Regions from separate parts of the Mus musculus genome. Here region 2 is linked to region 1. The links are chromatin contacts, found by Hi-C or POLR2A ChIA-PET in ENCODE. All regions are on one chromosome and are shown on one strand. Each heading gives the region's core, a stretch centred on a gene start or an enhancer-like site at or near the end of the contact. The rest is flanking DNA. Distances are from core to core; before and after follow the strand shown.

Region 1 (5,374 bases), core at 1,702-4,201:
ACACCCTACGGCAATGGATTCACATCCATTCGGAAGATTCTCCGAATCTGCTCCCTTATCAGAAAGTGACATCATCAAGAACATGGCATAAAATGGGGCAAAGAGCTTGGGACAAAGTCTCTATAAAACCAACACCTGCAACTCCATCAAATGACCCTGGGGCAAACGGTTCACCCTCTTTAAGCACCTGTTTTCTCACATGTTAGACAAAGACAGTAATATGGTAGGTAGTTCTCTCTACCTTTGGGAGCAGAGGGTTGTTCAGTTAGATCTGGCATCCAAGTCTCGTGCAAACCCCATAGAGAGCAGTAAGCATAGTGCTCACACACAAACTACCCATCACTGTGTCTCAGCCAATAAGGAAAAGCTGTCCTCATGGATTAAGACTAGATCCAGGGGCTGGAGAGATGGATCCGCAGTTAAGAGCACTGACTGCTCTTCCAGAGGGCTGGAGTTCAGTTCTTAGTTCCTACATCAGGCAATTCACGACTCTAAACTCCTGTGACCTCCAAGGGTATCTGTATGTCTATGTACCCCACTCACACACATACACTTTAAAATAATAAAAATAAACCCAATAAGAAAACCATATCTCCTTTACTGTAACAACTTTTAAAAAAGAATGATGGAAGAACAAAACCAAGTGAAACTAAGGAGCAAATCCAGAGTGTCTCGAATGGTTGATAAGCTTCCTCTGACCCAGACTCCCTCTGTTTTTGAGATAAGGTCTTCCTATCTATCCTTGTCTGGCTGAGACTTAATATGTAGAGCAGGTTGGCCTCGAACTCACAGAGATCTGCTGCCTCTGCCTTCTGAGTGCTGGGATTAAAGGTGTGCGCCACCAACACCCATGCAGCTTCCTTTTCCTTGCCTAAGTGACCTTGAACTCTTTCTGGAATCCAGGCAGCCTCTGAACTTGGGATCCTCCTGTCTCAGCCTCTGGGATTACAGGTCTCCCCACACTGTGTTTAAGGAACGGAGTTTCTTAAGATTTCAGTCCTGGACGCTGTGGTTCAACCCCAGAAGCATACCACAGCCATGTTTGAGCAAAGAAGGGAATGACCCACCTCTTTGCGACAATCCTCACTGATAATTTTGCTGTTATCCAGAATATCTGAAAAAAGAAAACACACACACACACAAGACTCCCTTTATTTGCTCCATAGCAGTTGTCATCTTGAGCCCTACAAGGAAAGCTAAAATGTGACTTACTGTGGGAAGAAGGGCATCGCTGTCCATTGTAAGCAAATCTGCTCAGGGTCATGTCAAAATCGGAAATCACCTAAGAGACAAAGGGCGGATGATGGTGGTTGACTAGGTTGACTGACTAGGTTGACTAGGTTGACTGACTAGGTTGACTAGGTTGACTAGGTACTGGTCTATCCTGGCCCTTGCCTCAGCCTGGGGTAGCGGAGGAAGTCTAACCAAGCTGCAGCAAAGCCTTTGCAAGGTTAGGGAGAGACAGAAGAAAGAAGGAAAAAAGTGACATCCTGTGTCAGGACACGAGTTAACCCTGAAGAAAACAAAGTCCCCCAAATGTGGGGGTGACTTTCTGTGGCATCTTTATACACTGGTTCTTTCTTAAGGTGCCTTCCGACCTTTGTGGATCTCCCTTATCTTCGACTGGGGGAGGGAGGGGGGCCTCCACCCACTTGCTTTCTAAAACCAAGCGGCAGGAAAAGGGTCACATCTGACTACTCTGAAAGTTGGCTACTGGGGGAGGTAGGCTCTTTCCCGAGGTGAACCAATCTGTTTGTCCATGACCACCCTAGGGCGCAGGCTCGCAGAGCGCGAACCCCAGTTGGCGGGAAGGCCGCAGGGCAGGCACCCTCCCGCCCTACCCCAAGCCCCGGTACCTGCAGGCGGTCTCCTCCGCCCCTGCGAAGGGCGCCCACAATTTCCTGCACCCGTCCGGGCTGCCGCATCAGGACCGTGGCCTTCATCAGGCTGCTTACCTGTCGTGAGACCCAAGAGACCCGCTGACCCGAGAGCCGCGATGGGCATCAGGACAGCTGGGTCTCTCCGCACCCGCGATCCCGCCACGCGGGACCGTCCCCGCCCGTGGCCTCACCTCCTCCGCCATCACGCCGCTGGCCTGGTGGGCGGCCCCGAAGACAGCGCCCGCCTTACAGCCACACTGCGCAGGCGTCGCCTCGCACTAGTCGCGTCGGTCTAGGAGCTGCAGGCCGTTTCCAGGCTGGCTCCGGATACTGGCAGGAGAAGCAAGAGTGGGGAGTGCGGGGGTGTGTGGGGGAAGATGGTCTACTGTGTGTGGGGGTGGGGGAACGTTGGGGGGCGAGGGGGGGGAGTACCAAGACGCTGGGGTCCTGTATGTGGGCTGGCTGTCATGAGGCTTTGGTGTGTATGGGCGCCTGTCACTCACTCTTTCTGGAACACAAATGCAATCTTTACTGGGGTTGGGGGTCACTGCTTAGTGAGAGAGTTCTTGCCTGCAGGTATGAGGCCCTGAATTTCATCCCCTGCATTGCAAAGAACAACCCACTAGGTATTCAAGTGCATTTTGGACAGGGGGTGTATCCAGGAGACACTTCCCTAACTGGCTCTTCATCAGCACCACAAGCAAAGTAAGGCAGTAAGGCATCTCAGGGGCTGGAAGACCCTGGCCAGCATGATATTTGATCAGCTCTGCTTCTGCCTCTGCACCCATGGGGAGCCCAGAGAGAGCTTTGGAAGGATGCTGCAGGGAGGTGGGGACCCAACCTGAAGATGCAACAAGCAGCAGACTCAGTAAAGGCTCAATTGTGTTGGTGGTCACAGTTCTGCCCTAGGTCTGAGGTCGAGGAAAGAGATGTGGGGTGGTCTACCTGTATGTTCTGGGGGGAGGGGGAGGAAAAGAAGGGGCAAGAAGGGGGTTCCAGAACCTGAGAGCACAATCCTGAGTGATCTCACTGCCCAGGATTCTGGAACTTGGGCTGCCTGATGGTCCCTATATGAAAGATGTAGTAGGGAAAAGGAGCGACAGCTGGCTAAAGGGGCCCCCCATAACCCTCCCCAACACCCCAGGAGAGCAGCCTCTCTCCCCTGGTCCCAAGGAGCCATGGAGATGGAGAGCACCGCTGCCTCCACCCGGTTCCACCAGCCTCACATGGAAAGAAAGATGAGTGCAATGACCTGTGAGATCTTCAACGAGCTCCGGCTTGAGGGCAAGCTCTGCGACGTGGTCATCAAAGTCAATGGCTTCGAGTTCAATGCCCACAAGAACATCCTCTGTAGCTGCAGCTCCTACTTTAGGTACACCGGAGGGGGGGGGGGAAGCTGAGCCGTGTCTCCCATCACTGAGGCTCTGTGTTTGTTTATAACTGGTTTGAGCTGTTCTCAAGTCTAAGCTTTGTAGGTTGACAGCATGCCATTGCAGCGTTAAAAAAAAAAGTTGGACAGACCTGATCCTACACTCTAGATAAGGCTCCGAAAGGACCAGTTTATAATCCAGGCATAGTGGCTCAGGCCTGTAATCCCAGCAACTGGAGAGGCTGAGGCAGGAGAATCAGTAGTTCAAGGGCAGCCTGGGCTATAGAGAATCTATTTCTAAAACAAACAAACAAACAAAAAAACCAAAACAACAACAACAGGAAGATAGTAAATATCTTTTTTTTAAAGTTTGTATTTATTCATTTATTTTATAGATGGATATCTTGCCTGCATGTATGTCTGTCTGGGCCACATACATGATGCGCCTGAAGAGGCCATAAGGGGACATTGGGTCCCCTGGGACAGGCATTGCAGACTGTTGTCAGCTACCATGTAGGTGTTTGGCATGGAACCTCGTGTTCTGTTGAAAAGAGACCCATCTCTACAGCTCCAAGATGTTAAATAGCTTAAGCTCAGCGGGCCATGTACTCTGGCAACCGTTCAACCTCTGCCTTTCTATCAGGAACTGCCAAACAAGGCCAGGATGTTTCTGTCCGTCTTTAATCCCGGTACTTGGGAGGCAGAGGCTGGCAGATCTCTGGGAGTTCTAGGCCAGCCTGGTCTACATGGGGAGTTCCAGGGCTACATAGGTGAGACCCTGCCTTAAAAAAAAAGAAAAGGGGGCTGGTGAGATGGCTCAGCAGGTAAGAGCACCCAACTGCTCTTCCAAAGGTCCTGAGTTCAAATCCCAGCAACCACATGGTGGCTCACAACCATCCGTAATGAAAGCTGACTCCCTCTTCTGGTGTGTCTGAAGACAGCTACAGTGTACTTACATATAATAAATAAATAAATTAAAAAAAAAAAAAAAGAAAAAGAAAAAAATGGGCCCAGAAGACAGGATTAATACAAATTATTTATGGACACTGAAATTTGAATAGTTTTAAAGTGTCACAAAATGTTCTTTTAATACTCTGCTCCCTCCATAATTCCAAAATGTAAAGAAAAATCTTGTTCCCTGGGGGCGGTACAAAGCAAAGGGTGGACTGGCTTTGGGCTGGATTTGGCAGAGGCTGTAGCTTGGTGAGCATGGTCCTAAAGAAAGAGTTGATACCTAAGCCCCACTGGTCCTTAAGCCTCTTAGAAAAAAAACAGAATACTCTGTTTTAGTCAGTACCCAGAAATGTACCTATTTACAGGGGCCCGCCTAACACATAGTTGGTCATTTATCGCTTGTTTTCTTACTGGGGGTATGAAGTGAACATTTCTGTTCTCATAAAGCTTAGTCTTTTTTCTTTTTGTTTTTTTTGTTTTGGTTTGTTTGTTTTGTTTTGAGACAGGGTTTCTCTGCGTAGCCCTGGCTGTCCTTGCTCTGTAGACCAGGCTGGCCTCAAACTCATAGAGCTCTGCCTGCCTCTGCCTCCCCAGTGCTGGGATTAAAGGTGCACCACCACCACCACCTGTGTTTCTCCTCCTCCTCCTCCTTTTCCTCCTCTTCCTCCTCTTCCTTTTCCTTCCTTTCCTTCTTGTTTTTTTGAGAAAGAGTTTCTCTATGTAGCCCTGGCTGTCCTAGAACTTGCTATGCAGTCCAGGGTGGCCTGGAGCTCACAGAGATCCAACAGCTTCCCTCCTCAGTTCTTGGACTAAAGGTGTATACAGGTGTGTGCCACCTCGCTGGGCTACACATAAATATGGACGGTGGCTCAGTAGTGAAGGTACTTGCTGCTAAGCATGATTATCTGAGTTCAATCCCTGGGAGCTAACTGGAGAGAACCAACTCCCACAAGTTGTCCTCTGACCTCCACATGAACACTCCTATATCGGAGCACTCACTCATATATGCTTGCGCGCGTGCGCGTGTGTGTGTGTGTGTGTGTGTGTGTGTGTGTGTGTGTGCGTGCTCATGAATGTGTGGGTGCTGGGATTACAGGCTTGTGTCACCACACCCAGCCTTTTCTTTTCCTTTTGGTGTTTTGAGTGGTATTTCTGTTATCAAAGTTGGGGG
Region 2 (5,621 bases), core at 2,359-4,858, 2.7 Mb after region 1:
CCACCTGCCTCAGCCTCCTAAGTATAAGGATTATACTGAGCACCTCTCAACTACTTAAAAATCAAGGAATGGAAACACTTAAACACTGTCAAACCTTCATTTATAAATGAATAACAAATGTCTGCCGGAACCCCCAGGTCCCCTTTCAGCTCCTGTGCCTATCTGGCTCCTACCAAGTTAAGAGTCACACTTTCCTAACTCATTCCCAACTCCCAGTCTCCACTCCTGAGCAGGCTATTGCAAGTGCTGTTCCACCCAGCCACATCCCTTTCTTTCTTTCTTTCTGAGACAGGATCTTAACCTGCAGCCAAGGTTAGCCTCCAATTTTGTGGGTACCTTTGCCTCTGCCTCCCAAGTGCTGGGATTAGCATGAGGCTCCATACCAGGCGCCTCATCTTTTCTTGATCAGGGCAGTGAACATGACAAAAATGGAACTACAGGATGAGCACTGCACTGTGGCTTCAGTTAGTGTTGGCTGCTGATGGGAGCCCTAGGCTAAGGCAGGTGGGCTCCCATAAAATTTAAGGCCAATGAACTCTACAAAGCAAGTCCGAGGCCATCCCAGACTACAGAGCAAAGCCATGCCTCAAAAACAAAAACAAAACAAAGAAAAAAAAGGCACAGTTTGGATTAAGAACTTTAATAGGGGCTAGGGATGTAGCTCAGTTGACAGGATACTGCCTAGAGTGCACAAAGCCCTGGATTCAATCTCTAATACCACACAAATTGTGTACGATGGCACACTCCTGTAATCTCAGCATTCAGCAAGCATAGGCAGGAGTTCAAAGGTCTTGGCTACAGAGAGTTTTCAAGGCTAGCAAGAACTACAGTAGACCCTGTCTAAATTAATCTTAGTCATGACTGAATGCAATGGTATACACCTGAGAACACTTGAGGGGCTCAAGCAGATAGTTCCAGGTCATGGGTGAGAGCAAACATAACAACAATAACCCCATTAGGAGAACAGCCAGATGGCTCATTGTGTAAAGGCACTTGCTACCAAGCCTGACAACAGGACGTTTATCCCCGGACACCCAGGTGGTAAGAGAACAGACTTACAAATTCTGACCTCCACATGTATGCATATGTAAACACAAAGGAAGTAAATAAATAATATTGGGTTTGGTGGTACCTGCCTACAATCCAAGGACTTAGGAGGCGGAGGAAGGAAGTTCAATGCCAGCTTAAACTACAGAACGAGTTTAAGGTCAGTCTGGGCTATCCGAACCCTGTCTCAAAGGAAAAAAACAAGTTGATATACTAGCTCATACCTGTAAATCTAACACGTGGTTGAGGCAGAAGGATTACTCTGCCTAGGGTAGAGTAAGAAGTCTCAAAAAAAACCCAAACCAGTCAATAGTGAGCAGGTATTTCTGTTTGTTGTTTTGTTTGCACAGTAGACTTTAAAATTTTTCTTCAAACCATGAGGTATGGAGGGAAAAATTAGTTATAGCTAGGAAGCTCTCACCCCATTTAGGACTATTCAAGTTTCACTAGTAGCCCTGGCTGGCCTGAAACTCTCTATGGAGAGCTGGCTGGCCTCAAATTTAAGAGATCCACCACATCCAGCTGGAAAGACTTTGTTTTTTTTATTAATACAAGGGGCAGTCCTTCAACCCTGAAGAAACTTTCCCGGGTCCTACTGTTAAAGCAAGGGCCTAGGAGTTAAGACCATCTATAACTAGCAGTAAAATTCATTACAAGGTACTCACAGGTATCAATGGCTAGTTAACCACCTACTTCAGAGCCTTACCTGGGCACAATTTTAACTGACAGCTCAACTACAAAGCTATCATTTGAAGGTGTAGTCTGGAAATCTTTAAGAAACAAGTTCAGTAAGAGAGCCTTTTAAATGCTGGCAGTGCTATAATGTTAGGTTGTAAGTTTATTCGAGGTCTCCCCTATATCCTATATAACACATAAAGTAGATCAAAACTGCCATTTCTACTTAAGTACTTTCTGCATCTACAGAAGAGATGGCTTCAGTAACAATGAGACAGTGGCACAGAAAATACTCTTTTTAGTTTGTGGAACAAGACTTTAAATGGGACATGGTGTAGGCTTACAAAAAAAAAAAAAAAAAAAATCACATCGGAATTAACTCCCTTTGCCCTTGTAGCACAGCCTCTTCGCCCCTAAGTTACGGCTCAGATTTCAAAATGCAAGCAGATGTTTTTGAAGTACCCGAAATGGGCCACTCCGTTTCTATTACTGGACTGTAGTGACTGAAATTATTTTCTTTCCCCCAACCCTTCAAAGGGCATAACCCCATCCCTTTGGCGTGAAATTTTGAAGTGGGGCGACACACTTCAGGAGTTTCCAAAAGCGGATGCTGACGTTCGAGGTCAGGCCATTGGGAGAGTCGGGGCTCGATGGGAGAAATCTTGAGGGCAAGAGAGCTCAGAAATTTCCAAGCGCTAAGCTCGAGCTTTCCACGTGCCCAGATCTAGTTGGTCCCAGGGGGAGTTGGTGGCTGTTATAGAAGTTAGAGGGTTGTTGCTTTTCGCAGCCCTGAGAAGTGGGATGGACACGGTGTATGGGGGTGGGGAGGCGGGTGCAATCCGGCCGGGCAACCTCGGAGCCTCCAGCTCACTAGCACTGCTCAGGGCATGCGGCCAGAGTTGCAACCTCGGCCCGTCCCTGCGAGCCAGGGTCTCCAACTGGCGTCGCGCCCACCTCGTCCTTCAGATGGGGGTCCGGCTACGCCGGGCCTGGCCGCCATACCCGGGATGAATGGGGGTGACGAGAGGCCTTGGGCAGACCTCGGCCTCAGGATCACGTCCCGGTGGAAGCACAGCAGAGGGGAAGCCGTCTTACTGGCCTCTCCTCTGCTGGGATCCCGGGAAATACGCGGTAATTACCCCAAAAGGCCGCTCTCAAAGGCGAGGCGGAGAGGCTGCCGGGACGGTTTGAGGACTGGGCTCGGCCGGGGAGACGCCAACCTTCACCCTTCCCAGCCCCCGACCCAACTCCCCGCCGTCTCCCGGCGCCGCCACTTCAGGCAGCCCACTCGGCCCGGCCTCTCCCCGCGCCCGGACCACCCCCCATGGGGTGCTCTCACTGCGCAGCGAGTCCCTCCGCTGCCTCCTCCCAGCCCAAAATGGCGGCGGCGGCGGCGGCCCCCGAGCTGCTCGTCGCCTTCCTCAAGGCTAGGGAATCCCTCCGCGCGCAAGCCCCGCCCCCGCGACCGGATCTCTATTTCTCCCTGGTAAAGCCTAACGCCATCAATGAACTCTTTAATTGAGCTCTGACAGGGCGGGTCCAGTTGTGCTTCCGCACAGCTAGTTGTTGACAAAAGTCGGGAGACTGGCAGACAAGCGACCCAATCAAAGAAGAGATCGGTGAGCGCGGGACGTTCACGCAAAGGCAAATAGGTTTTTTTTTTTTTTTTTTTTTTTTTTTTTTTTTTTTTTTTTTTTTTTGGCGTTCCTGGGCATGGTTGTTGACGTAATGGGAGCTTGAAAGTATCCTGGGCAGCTTTCCTAGGGTGGAAGAACTACAACCCCCAGCAGCCATTGCGCTGCCAGGCTGTCCTCTTCGCCCCTCCACCTCCCCCCCCCCCCATCTTAGGGCTTTAGCGGCTTGGCCAGAGCTGCTGCTACTGCAGCAAGAGATAGGGCAGAGGCGTTGAGACTCTCATGGACAGGCGGTCGCACAGAAAGACACACAGAGGTAGTGGTGTACACTAAGCCCTTGACAGCAAATAGGTCAGTCCCACCTTCGTTAAATCTCCCTGCCAGGACTTTTCCCTCCTCCAAGAACTCCATTTTTACTCCCATTGAATTTTTTTTCTTCTTCTTTCTGTCAGCTGCATGTAGTTTGAAGACTTCTTCCCTTTAGCTCCCCGTTCCTTGAGACAGGAGAGAAGCCGTCCAGGCCCTGTAGACAAAAAGACTTCAACCATAGGCTCTGACCAGGTCCCAACCTAGAGAGATTGAAGGTGGTCAAGATAGGGGCTTCCAGGAGCTACAGACCCACCCTCTCCACAGCATCCCCCAAGCAGTGTCCTTTCTGGGTGACAGAGCTCAGGCCTACCCTCCTAACTGCCAGCCTGTCTTTACTTATTAGGAGAGCAGAGGCCCAGGGCCTCTGCTCTCCCACTTGGTCCCTTGCTGGCTAGCAATGTGAAGACTAGAGTATGGAAACAGCCTTCCGAGTCTTCACTTGAAAGTGAAGGCCATGCAGGTCTGGGGCCACAAAATGGCTGCTGCTGCTGTGACAAAACAATTCCTGACCAACCAGCTTCTGCCTAAGGACTTAGGTTTCTGTTGTTGTTCAAAGCAGGTGACAGTAGTTAAAGACATCATCTGCTGCAAGAGTAGGAGAAGATGGCCACTGTGAACCATACCAACTGCAACACAGCGTCACCAGCTGCTCTGGAGGAGGCCAAGGTAAGTACCCACCCTCCCAGCCACCTGAAAGCCCTAAACGTGGGGTCAGATAGCTGAAATCCTAGGGCTTTTGTTGTTTTGTCTTGTTGGTTGGTTGGTAGATTTAGAAAACCAGTATTTTATTTTATTTTCGTTTGTTTGAGACCTTGAGGGGGGAGGTGGGGGGGGGTGTCTTTCTGTGTATCCCCAGCTGGCCTCGAACTTGCAACAACGTTCTTCTTCAGCCTTCCAAGGGCTAAAATTACAGCCTGCACCACCACACCCAGCTAGAAAGCCAGTGTTTTAAATGAGTCTGTACTGTGCTCTGGGAAGTAGGCCAGAATGTGATTCAATGATGGCTCATGAATTCCTAAAAGCCCTTCAAGGTAGATGTTATTTCCAGTGGACAGAAGCTGAGGTTGGAGAGCTGCACTACCTTTTCCAGAATCAGGCAGCCTGTGAGGAACAAAATTCCACCTTACATTTAGGGTCTTCTGATAACAGTACCTTGTCTCTCAATGACAAGTGACCTCAAGGACAAATAACTTGGTTAGAGATTTTGCACTTAAAAAAAAATTTATTTTTTCCGGGCTGAGAACCAAGAATGAGTCAAGACAAGAGATTTCGGTGTACAGGTTGACAGGCAGGGCAGGAAAACCTCAGAGGAGAGGGAGAAAGCGCCTAAGTCCTCAGTAAATGGCAACTTAGTATGTGGGCTGACAGCAGGAACCCACAGAGTCCCAGCCCATGCTGGCTCTCGGTGGCCCTTATCCATCACCACACTTCCAAAATAGCAGAGAGCCAAACATCAGAGAGTTGGTTTCTGTTGTTATTGTTGTTGTTGTTGTTGTTGTTGTTGATTTCACAATGCTAGGAATTGAACCCAGGGCCTTGCCAATGCTAGAAAAGTGCTTTATCATGGAGCTACACCCCAGGCCTTTGCTGTTATTGTTGTTTGCTGGGTTTTGTTTTTGTTTTTGTTTTTTTGACAGCGTTTCTCTGTGTAACAGCCCTGGCTGCCGTGAAACTCGATTTGTAGACCAGGCTGGCCTGTAACTCAGAGACATACTTGCCTTTGCTTCCTGAGTGCTGGCATTGTGTGTGTGTGTGTGTGTGTGTGTGTGTGTGACAGTGTTTAACTCAGAGAGGCTTTTAACCCATTTAAGCCTAGTCTGGGTTTCTTATGGCGTTTGTCAAGTAAGGCTACAAGAGAGGGTGAATGTCTCGTGCAGGTTACAGAGCAGAACTTAT

What was found. A loop is a pair of places that touch in the nucleus more often than their neighbours do. ChIA-PET counts read pairs that join two places held with the same protein, here RNA polymerase II (POLR2A).
Region 2: a map of T-helper 1 cell shows a loop between it and region 1 (6-fold over the local background). The contact joins the promoter of Hexim2 here to the promoter of Klhl10 in region 1. A Hi-C loop is called at or near these places in 1 of 37 maps with a recorded cell type or tissue (T-helper 1 cell). POLR2A ChIA-PET finds 5 or more read pairs at or near these places in 1 of 5 experiments (Patski).

The regions. Positions count from the first base shown.
Region 1 is chr11:100,438,973-100,444,346 of GRCm38, forward strand. Klhl10 (kelch-like 10) reads left to right here and starts at 2,952. Exons shown (of 5, transcript NM_025727.3): 1 at 2,952-3,252. The coding sequence starts at 3,059. It overlaps Nt5c3b (5'-nucleotidase, cytosolic IIIB), which reads right to left and starts at 2,126. Exons shown (of 9, transcript NM_001102650.2): 1 at 2,072-2,126; 2 at 1,857-1,955; 3 at 1,213-1,282; 4 at 1,068-1,114. The coding sequence starts at 2,083.
Region 2 is chr11:103,129,751-103,135,371 of GRCm38, forward strand. It overlaps Hexim2 (hexamethylene bis-acetamide inducible 2), which reads left to right and starts at 3,609. Exons shown (of 3, transcript NM_027658.2): 1 at 3,609-3,707; 2 at 4,285-4,391. The coding sequence starts at 4,329.